Linked DNA regions of Homo sapiens: region 2 is linked to region 1. A link is a loop called in an ENCODE intact Hi-C map of the cell type or tissue named here. Cell type or tissue: ascending aorta. All regions are shown on one strand. Each heading gives the region's core, and the rest is flanking DNA. Links, peaks and the distances in the headings are about the cores only.

The links. Hi-C counts contacts between places; a loop is a spot of excess contacts. Peaks named below come from ENCODE experiments on the same cell type or tissue, not always from the same donor. Only the 100,000 strongest peaks of a DNase experiment are listed, where the experiment ranks them.
Region 2: a loop joins it to region 1, with 2.8 times the contacts of the local background. A loop is called at or near these places in 5 of 110 quality-filtered maps.

Annotation. Positions count from the first base shown.
Region 1 is chr12:127,923,562-127,927,965 of GRCh38, forward strand. The region is part of intron 3 of LINC00508 (long intergenic non-protein coding RNA 508); the gene reads right to left. All of the region lies in intron 1 of LINC00507 (long intergenic non-protein coding RNA 507), which reads left to right. Among named protein-coding and RNA genes, the nearest start is that of LINC00507, 10 kb to the left of the region's middle. In ascending aorta, for the core only: a CTCF peak has its summit at 2,642 (motif pointing left); a DNase peak (open chromatin) is centred at 2,630; H3K27ac peaks cover 555 bases.
Region 2 is chr12:127,821,210-127,825,613 of GRCh38, forward strand. No RefSeq gene overlaps it. Among named protein-coding and RNA genes, the nearest start is that of LINC02393, 58 kb to the right of the region's middle. In ascending aorta, for the core only: a CTCF peak has its summit at 1,931 (motif pointing right); a DNase peak (open chromatin) is centred at 2,062; H3K27ac peaks cover 2,133 bases.

The DNA.
Region 1 (4,404 bases), core at 317-4,316:
AGGTGATCCATCCGCCTTAGCCTCCCAAAGTGCTGGGATTACAGACATAAGCCACCGCATTCAGCCTACTAATGAGTTTCTGATAGAAAATTTGTCTTGCAACCAAATCAGGTTGTGTGTGGCCTTCCCCTTCTTTGTGACCTTCCTGTGCTCACGTGAACCTGCACGTGCTCTGGTGCCCACACTCCGCCCTTTATGTATTAACAGGAGGAGAGCTTTTATGGTGGAGATAAAGATTGAAGAGAAAAGGGTTAGCAAGACTTGAATGAAAAGAATTTAGTAGTAAGAATAATTTTAAAATATCCAATCTGATCATTTTTACAATATCAAATTTGGTCCATTTGCTCTTATGTGCAGGGGCTATACAGATGTTTGTTTTTCTGAACAAGAAGGATTTATAAGAAAGTTATTAACTTATTAACATTTATAATAATATTGTTATTATTTTAAGTGCCCATTAGGCCACATGTCTAAAAAATAATAATAATTTATCTCCAATCTTTACAAAATCACAGCAAGGGAGATATTGTTATCCCCATTTCACAGGTGTGAAAGCTTGAGGCACTCACTAGTTATAGCAGAGCCAGGATTCTCAGCCATGTCCCTCCAGAACTAAAGTCTAGTTCTTTAAAATTCATTGTTATCTTTCCAATTAGAGGGAAAAAATGTGTAGACTGACAGGTGACTTCTCAACCAAAATAATTGAAAGTATCTCAGCAAAAATATTCTTTAAGAATGATAGTGAAATAAAGACATTTCAGACAAAGAGAAACTGTCTTTGTTACCAGAAGACCCAGATTAAAGAAAATATCAAGGGTTGTTATTCAGGAAGAATGAAATAATCCCAAATCTTGGCCAAAACACACACACACACACACACACGCACACGCACACACCCTGAACCCCAAAACAATAACAATAACAAAAAACCAAGAAGGAATTAAATCACCACAAAGGGTGAATATGCAGAATGAATAATGACCACATAAAACAGTAACACAAATACAAATAGTCATGTGAGAAATTTAATGCACACATAAACAGAATTAACATGCATGGCAAAATGACATTTAATTCAAAAAGTGCATAAATGAAGTTAAACAATTCTAAGATTTTTGCTTTTTCCTGGAAAAGAAGAAAAGCCACAATTAATGTAACCTTTAATATGTCAGTTATCCATATTGCAATCTTTAAGATAATCCCTTAGAAAGAGTAATATTATTTATAATTTCCTAATTCATAGGGAAAATATGTAAATAAACATTTTCTAATTTGGAATAAGAAAAGACAAAACAGGCAAGACAAACTGAAAAACAAAAGCAGAGTAAGCTGACAGCCCAAATATATTAAGAATTGCATTACGTATAAGGAGACTGAATCTAACAAAACAAATATAAGCATCTCTTTGGATTAAAATAAATGTATATTTATAGGAGATTCACTTCAAACAGAGACAGAGGAAGATTGAAAAAATTAGACTATGCAAGCCATACCGAAGAAAGATTTTGTGTCCAGAAAAATATCTGACAAATTAGTCTTTAAGATAAAATGTACAACTAGAGATAAAGAGACTTTATAAAAGTTTAAAATCATTGAGAAGATAGAATGATTCTCAATGTGCTTGCACCTAAATGGTTTAGCCTCAAAAGGTGGTTATTTTGGGTGACATTGATTATATGCTTCTATATGTATTCTGCTTTATGTTTTTAAATCTATGTCTATTAGTCTGTTTTCACACTACCGTAAAGATACTACCTGAGACTGGGTTATTTATAAAGGAAAGAGGTTTAATTGACTCAGTTCCACATGGCTGGGGAGGCCTCAGGAAACTTACGCTCATGGCGGAAGGCGAAGGGGAAGCAAGGACTTTCTTCACATGGTGGCAGGAGAGAGAAGTGTGAGTGCAGGAAAACTGCCATTTATAAAACCACCAGATCTCATGAGAACTCGCTCACTATCATGAGAACAGCATGGGGAAACCAGCCTCATGATCCAATCACCTCCTTCCCTTGACATGTGGGGATTACAATTTGGGATGACATTTGGGTGAGAACCCAGAGCCAAACCATATCACTGTATTTTTAATTGTTTACAATAAATATATGAGGAACTGCTATAGGATTAAATAGAAACTACTCATATTTGTTCAACGTGCAATTAACCCCTAGCGAGCACTCAATACATGGTAACTGGCATCGTCACACATATCTCCATCACCATTAACCTTTTCGTAATCGAAACAGAACAATGGTCAAATAGGAAAAAGTAGGAACTGGAGTCCTGCAGAGTCGATTGTTTTTACTATAATTTAGTCATAAAAGCAAAGCATGAGAGTCATTTGTCTCACCCGGCATTTATAAGCCATCCTCCCTGAGACATTTAGGGCTCATCAGATGCAAGTCATGGAAGATACAAAAATATAACCACTATTTAGTATTTCCATCACTGCTGTAGGCCCTGTCTTTGATCCGGTTAGGCTTAGTTGTGTTTCTAGAACTCCAAGTACCTGATCGTATCTTGGGGTCATGTGAGGGAGATTTGGCCTTGAGGAGAGGGGCTTCACAGGCCAGCTGTTTATTGTTACTCTCCCACGGAATTCAGTCCGGAGCCCAGAGCCTAGGTTTCCATGAGGAACTCCTGACATCTGCTGGCCAGTGTGCTCCTGGTCTGTACACTGCATGCTGAGAGCCAGAGAATGTTCACTCAAGACAGTACCTCTGTGTTGGGTTTTTTTAACACTTAGAAAACTTTATTATAGTGTTTATCTCAAATAAAGAATTTAAAAATTCAACTATTAAAAGGCCAGGCATTCTCTAATATTCATGAACTATAAGTAGAAATGATAAGGAAAATAAATGTCCAAACACGCAAATAACCATCAGGCTAAAGTAAGAATTAATATCCCAATTACCAGCCATTTAGGAATTAACAAAAATGGCATTGCCTGTCAAATTATAGCAAGGCAACGAAACTGCAGCCAGAGGCAGGCTCATAAGACTAAAAAACTGATAGATATTTTTTTTGTTTAGTTACATGGATAAGTTCTTTGGTGGTAATTTCTGAGCTTTTAGTGCACCCGTCACCCTAGCAGTGTACACAGCACCCAATATGTAGTCTTGTATCCCTCACTCCACCTCCCGATGTTCCCTGAGTCCCCAAAGTCCTTATGTCATCCTTATGCCTTTGCATCCTCATAGCTTAGCTCTCACTTATAAGTGAGAACATACGGTATTTGGTTTTCCATTCCTGAGTTACTTCACTTACACATTTGAGAGAAATCACAGCTCAATTCACCCTTCAGGCTCATGAGTCCAGAAGTTTTTGCGTAGCCAAATTGAAAAAAAAATGATATCTATAAAGTGAGTGGAAGCCCTAATGGGAGATTTGCATAAAGGGTAGGAGCCTGGATATTGAAGTCTGTCTCATAAACCTGTGCTCGTCTCCTAGTGGTACATCTGTATCCCAGCTAAATAACACCTTTGTGCCTCAGTTTCCTTGTCTGTGAAATGGGGCTGAAAATATGACCTACATGATAAGATTATTATGGGATGGAAGTAGTTAAGGCATATATATATATATATATATATATATATATATATATATATATATATATGTTAGAACAGTTCCTTGCAAAGAACAATTTCTTAATATGTGAGCATTGTTATTAAATCCTAAAATTGTGACTCATACAATTTAATAAAGCTACTAATCAATCTAATTTACTGCACATGTATTTTAAAAATCCCTAACAAATTATGGGGGCTATTTGCATTCTGCCAGCACTGCAGGAAGCTGCAGATAGCTCTGGAAAATAGTAAATGTGCTGTGTAGAACAACTTCTTTTATAACCTGCTTTTATTCTAAAATATGAGAAGGCCTGGGTGTAAATATGGTGAGAAGCCTTTTATTGTTCCTATTAACGTGAAAATGAGCTTGTGTAATGCACTCTGATTGTGTCTAAATCATCCCCGCTCCTGGTCAGTTTCACATCGTCTCAGACAAAGAACACTGGGCCTTCTACAGTAATCACACATTAATAGGCATGCATTAGTTGTGGCACAAAGAGCTTTTTTAGTGGATTAATTGAAAGTCTCCCTGTGCAAGCTTGAGAACCTCAGCTAGTGACATTGAACATGCACTCTTACAATTAATGATGAATAATAAAAGCTAAATAGTGTCATGGATCCCACTGCCAACATTTTGCTTAGGAAAGTCACCAGCCTGAGCCATTCTCATGTCATAACTTGGAACCCCACAGATGGGCTGAAGCATGGATCCTATATGCAAGCCAAGGAGGTTTAAACGCTGGTTCTGCTAGCTACTAGCTGTATGACCTGGTGGGAGTCAGGGGTGCTCTCTGAGGATCAGTTTCTTCATCTGCAAAATGGGAATTACAGAAAGAGT
Region 2 (4,404 bases), core at 246-4,245, 100 kb before region 1:
GTGGAAAAAGCCCAACCCCCAAGATATGCAGTAAAAAGAGGCCAGAAAAACAGGGGAGTCTCAACTGTGTCTCATGCCAAGGGGATAAAAATTTGCAAATTGAGAATCACAGTTAGAAATGCATAAAAATAAAATGGAGCTAAAAAGAAAGAGAACTAAGCAACGGGTGACAATGAAGGCTGATGGAAAATCTCCAGCGGGGTCACGGCGGGATTGCCTTCTTTTTTAAGGCTGAATAACATTCCACGTATATGTGGAATTTTATATATATGTGTGTGTGTGTGTGTCATTTGAGTCATTCGAGGCATTCAAGGCTTCCCACCCATCTCAGATGCCTGACTTTAAATTGCTTTATGAGGCTGGGCGTGGTGGCTCACGCCTGTAATTCCAGCACTTTGGGAGGCTGAGGTGGGCGGATCACTTGAGGTCAGGAGTTCGAGACCAGCCTGGCCAACAACGCTAAACCCCATCTCTACTAAAAATACAAAAATTAGCTGGGTATGGTTGCATACGCCTGTAGTCCCAACTACTCGGGAGGCTGACGCACGAGAATCACTTGAACCCCAGAGGCGGAGGTTGCAGAGAGCTGAGATGGCACCACTGCACTGCAGCCTGGGTGACAAAGCGAGACTCTGTCTCAAAAAAATAAAAATAATTTTTTTTAAAAAAAATTGCTTTATTAACAGAGAGAGAGAACTTTTATCTTATTCAAGCCGCTGACTCTAATTTTAACTAATAGACCTTCACATATAAATTGCCATGTAACATATTATGTGTGTGTATATATATATGTATAAACACACTACACACACACACACACACACACACACATATATATATATATAATTTTATCTATTGGTCCATCTGTCCACTGACATTTAGATTGAATCTGTACCTTGGTTATTGAGAATAAAGCTGCAATGGACATGAGAGATGCTGATTTTATTTTTAGGGGGATAAGTATTCAGTAGTGGGATTGCTGAATTCTATGGTAGTTAGAGAGTAAAATGGTGGTTTCCAGGAGCAGGTGGAGAGTGAGAAATGGAAAAATATTTGTCAAAGAATACAATGTCTCAGTTCTGGACACCTAACATACAGCAAGGTGACTGTAGTTGATAATAACGTACTGTAGACTTGAAATTTGCAAGAATATATCTTAAGTCTTAGTAGCACACACACATAAAAATGGTAACTTTGCCAGGTGATGTGAATGAGCTTGATGGTGGTGATGGTTTCATGATATATCCATCTACCAAAATACGCATTGCACACCTTATATGCATACAATTTTGTCAATTATGCCTCAATAAAACTTTAAGAAACTATTAAAAATAAAGACATGATATTAAAGTCGAGGCGAGAAAGAAGAGCAGGAGTCGTGTGGGGAAGATATGGTCGTGTTCCTGGAAGGTGACTGGAGAAGAGCAAGGTGAACATTCTAGGGGAGATTTTTCCTGCTGTGAATAGAGCCATGTGCTAAAGGTGCCTTTTGATTTGTTTTTGTTTGTTTCATCCTGTTTTTAAAAAAAGATTAAATTCACATACAAATAATTTATGTCCTAGGCTCAGGAAATTAACAAGCAAAATTCTCACAGGGAAGGTTAATCCCACATTCACTCAGTGATGTGGGTGGTGGCTGAGACAGGACTTGGTGCCACGTGGGAGAGTCTCTGAAAGTCGTTAACAGACTTGGGTTCTGACTCTGTTATTTCTGGAACTCATCAAAGCACAGTAAAGCCAGAAAACTGAAGTGAAATTACCTTTTCTTTCCTCTGAAGATAATGTAATTGACATAAACCATCTGAACCCAGAAGCCAGCAAAGTGTTCTCTTTTTTAATAACTTCTCAGAAAGGCCCAGCAGCCAGGGCCTCTGCATGGCAATTATCCCAGGAACTGTGGGCTCCTGGACACGCTGTGCTCTCCTGGAGAGCATGTGGGTGTAGCCCAGGGAGGTGAGGGCAGAGTGGGCAGCCAGGAGGGGCCGCTGCCAGGCTTTTTCTGTCTTATTTCCATTTTGGTAAATGATCTCACTTTTCTTCTTGAACAACCAATCTGTAACTGGAAGATGAACACGGGGAAAAACTGCATGTAGTGGCTTTAAGCACTGTAGACTAGAAAGACTTGCAAGGCCAGAGACTCAGGCACTTGGCATGGATTTTACATCCCCTGGGGAAGTGGCCTTGCTAAGGTCTGCGAGGCTGAAGCTTGTTAAGGCTTGCGAAGGTCTGTGACCATCATTACTGCTGGTTTGATCCCTTTGGATAACTGTATCCCTTCCAAGAGTTTTTGCAGAACACTCCGTAGATAAGATACCATTTAGACTCTTCCCTGAGCTCTGGGAACACATCAGAGAATCCTATGATTAAACATATGTAACCAGGGCCATTTTAACTGAGAGAGAGAAGGAGAGAGAAAGCATACTAGAACAGGACTTTGAACCTCCATGCCCATTGGGCTGAGTTGATGTGGAGGGAGGAAAGAGATCATTCCTGCTGTCTTGGTTGGTTTGACTGCCACACCCCACATCACGGCCTGTGATTCTTGTGCATAGTTAACCAACTGCTTTATATTCAGGGGCTTCGATGTAATCCACCTGCTACTGAAACAGACCCAATAGTCCCACAGAACTGATGTTTATGGTTTCCTTTGAATAAACATAGAAGTGGACCCTCCTAGTCTTGAAAGTTGAGAAAGTTACATTTTTCCTATCTGAGTTCCTTGCTGAGGAAACCAACCATCAGGCCTCCCAGAGAGTATCAAGGAACTGAAACTCACCACGTCTCAGCATCTGCATAATGAGACACCAGAGCCCTCGCCCACCGCGACTGCCTAACCCACCACCTGCTTCCTGTGGATCAATTCCTTTTCCTTCCCCTTCCATCAGTCCTGTTTACCTGCATGTAGCTACATTTCTGCTATGTAAACCCCTAATAGGATTCAGTCAGGGAGATGGATTTCAGACTGATCTCCCATCTCCTTGGCTACAGCACCTGATTAAAGCCTTCCTCTATACTCTGGTTTCTCTTCAAATTGTATACATCTTCTGATTAAAGCCTTCTTCCTTGGCAATAACTGTCGTCTCAGTGATTGGCTTTCTGTGATGTGAGCAGCAGGACCCAGACCAAACCCCTGGTGTTTTGGTAACACTGCTTCTGCCCTGTCCCCCACTGGGTGGGGACCCCATAAAGTGTTTCATCTTTAGGAAAACAAACACAAAAACTTGACTTTTCTAGGAGTACCTGATTAGATCCAATGTTTGGCTTCTGTTCTAACTTCAGAATGCAACTCCCCTCTGGAGAGACAATTTCTGTCTCGATTCTGCCAGGCAGCTCCATGATGCCCTCAGTGATCACTACAAGTAAAGCTCGGGGTCCCCAGCACTTCTCTTCCTCCTCACCCTCCTACCTGCTTCATCCCCTGTCTCCTGTATCAGTGACCCGGGATGGATGAGGGGTGATCCACCTCAACCCCTCAGGCACCTTTAGCACGTGGCTCTATTCACGGCAGGAATAACCTCCCCTAGAATGTTCACCTTGCTCTTCTCCAATCACCTTCTAGGAAAATGACCATTTCTTCCCCACATGGCCCCTTCCCTTCTTTCTTGCCTCAACTTTAATATCTTGTCTTTATTTTTTAATAGATTTTTTAAGCTTTATTGAGGTATAATTGACAAATCAAAACTGTTAAGTATTTAAGGAATGGAATGCGGTCTTTTGATAGATGGATACACTGTGAAACCATCACCACCATCAAGCTCATTCACATCACTTGGCAAAGTAGCCATTTCTATGTGTGTATAGTACTCACATTTAGGGTCTGCTCTCCTGGCAAATTTCACGTGTACTATATGTTATTGTCAACTACAGTCACCTTGCTGTATATTAGGTGTCCAGAACTGAGACACTGTAGTCTTTGACAAACGTTTTTCCACGTCTCACTCTCCACCTGCACCTGGAAACCACCATCCCACTCTCTCACTACCACAGAATCCAGCAATACACTACTGACTACTTATGCCCTTAAAAAATAAAATCAGCCTCTCTCATGTCCATTGCAGCTTTATTCTCAATAACCAACATACAGATTCAATCTAAATGTCCACGAACAAGATGGACCAATAGAGAATATATATATATACATGTGTGTGTACACGTGCACGCAAATACATATACACACACACTATGTTATATGGCAATTTATGTGAAGGTCTATCAGTTAAAACCACGTGCTAAATGTGCTCCCCTCGCTCCATCACACTAGAAGTCAGACGGGAACTTAGAAGCCCCCCCGTCCTCACTGCTCTGCCCCAGCCTCCATTCTACATGCTAACTTTCTCAGTCCTTTCATGAGATCCACGCGTTTCCCACTCTCCCCAATTGTTTCCCTACCAGCTCTGAAATGGG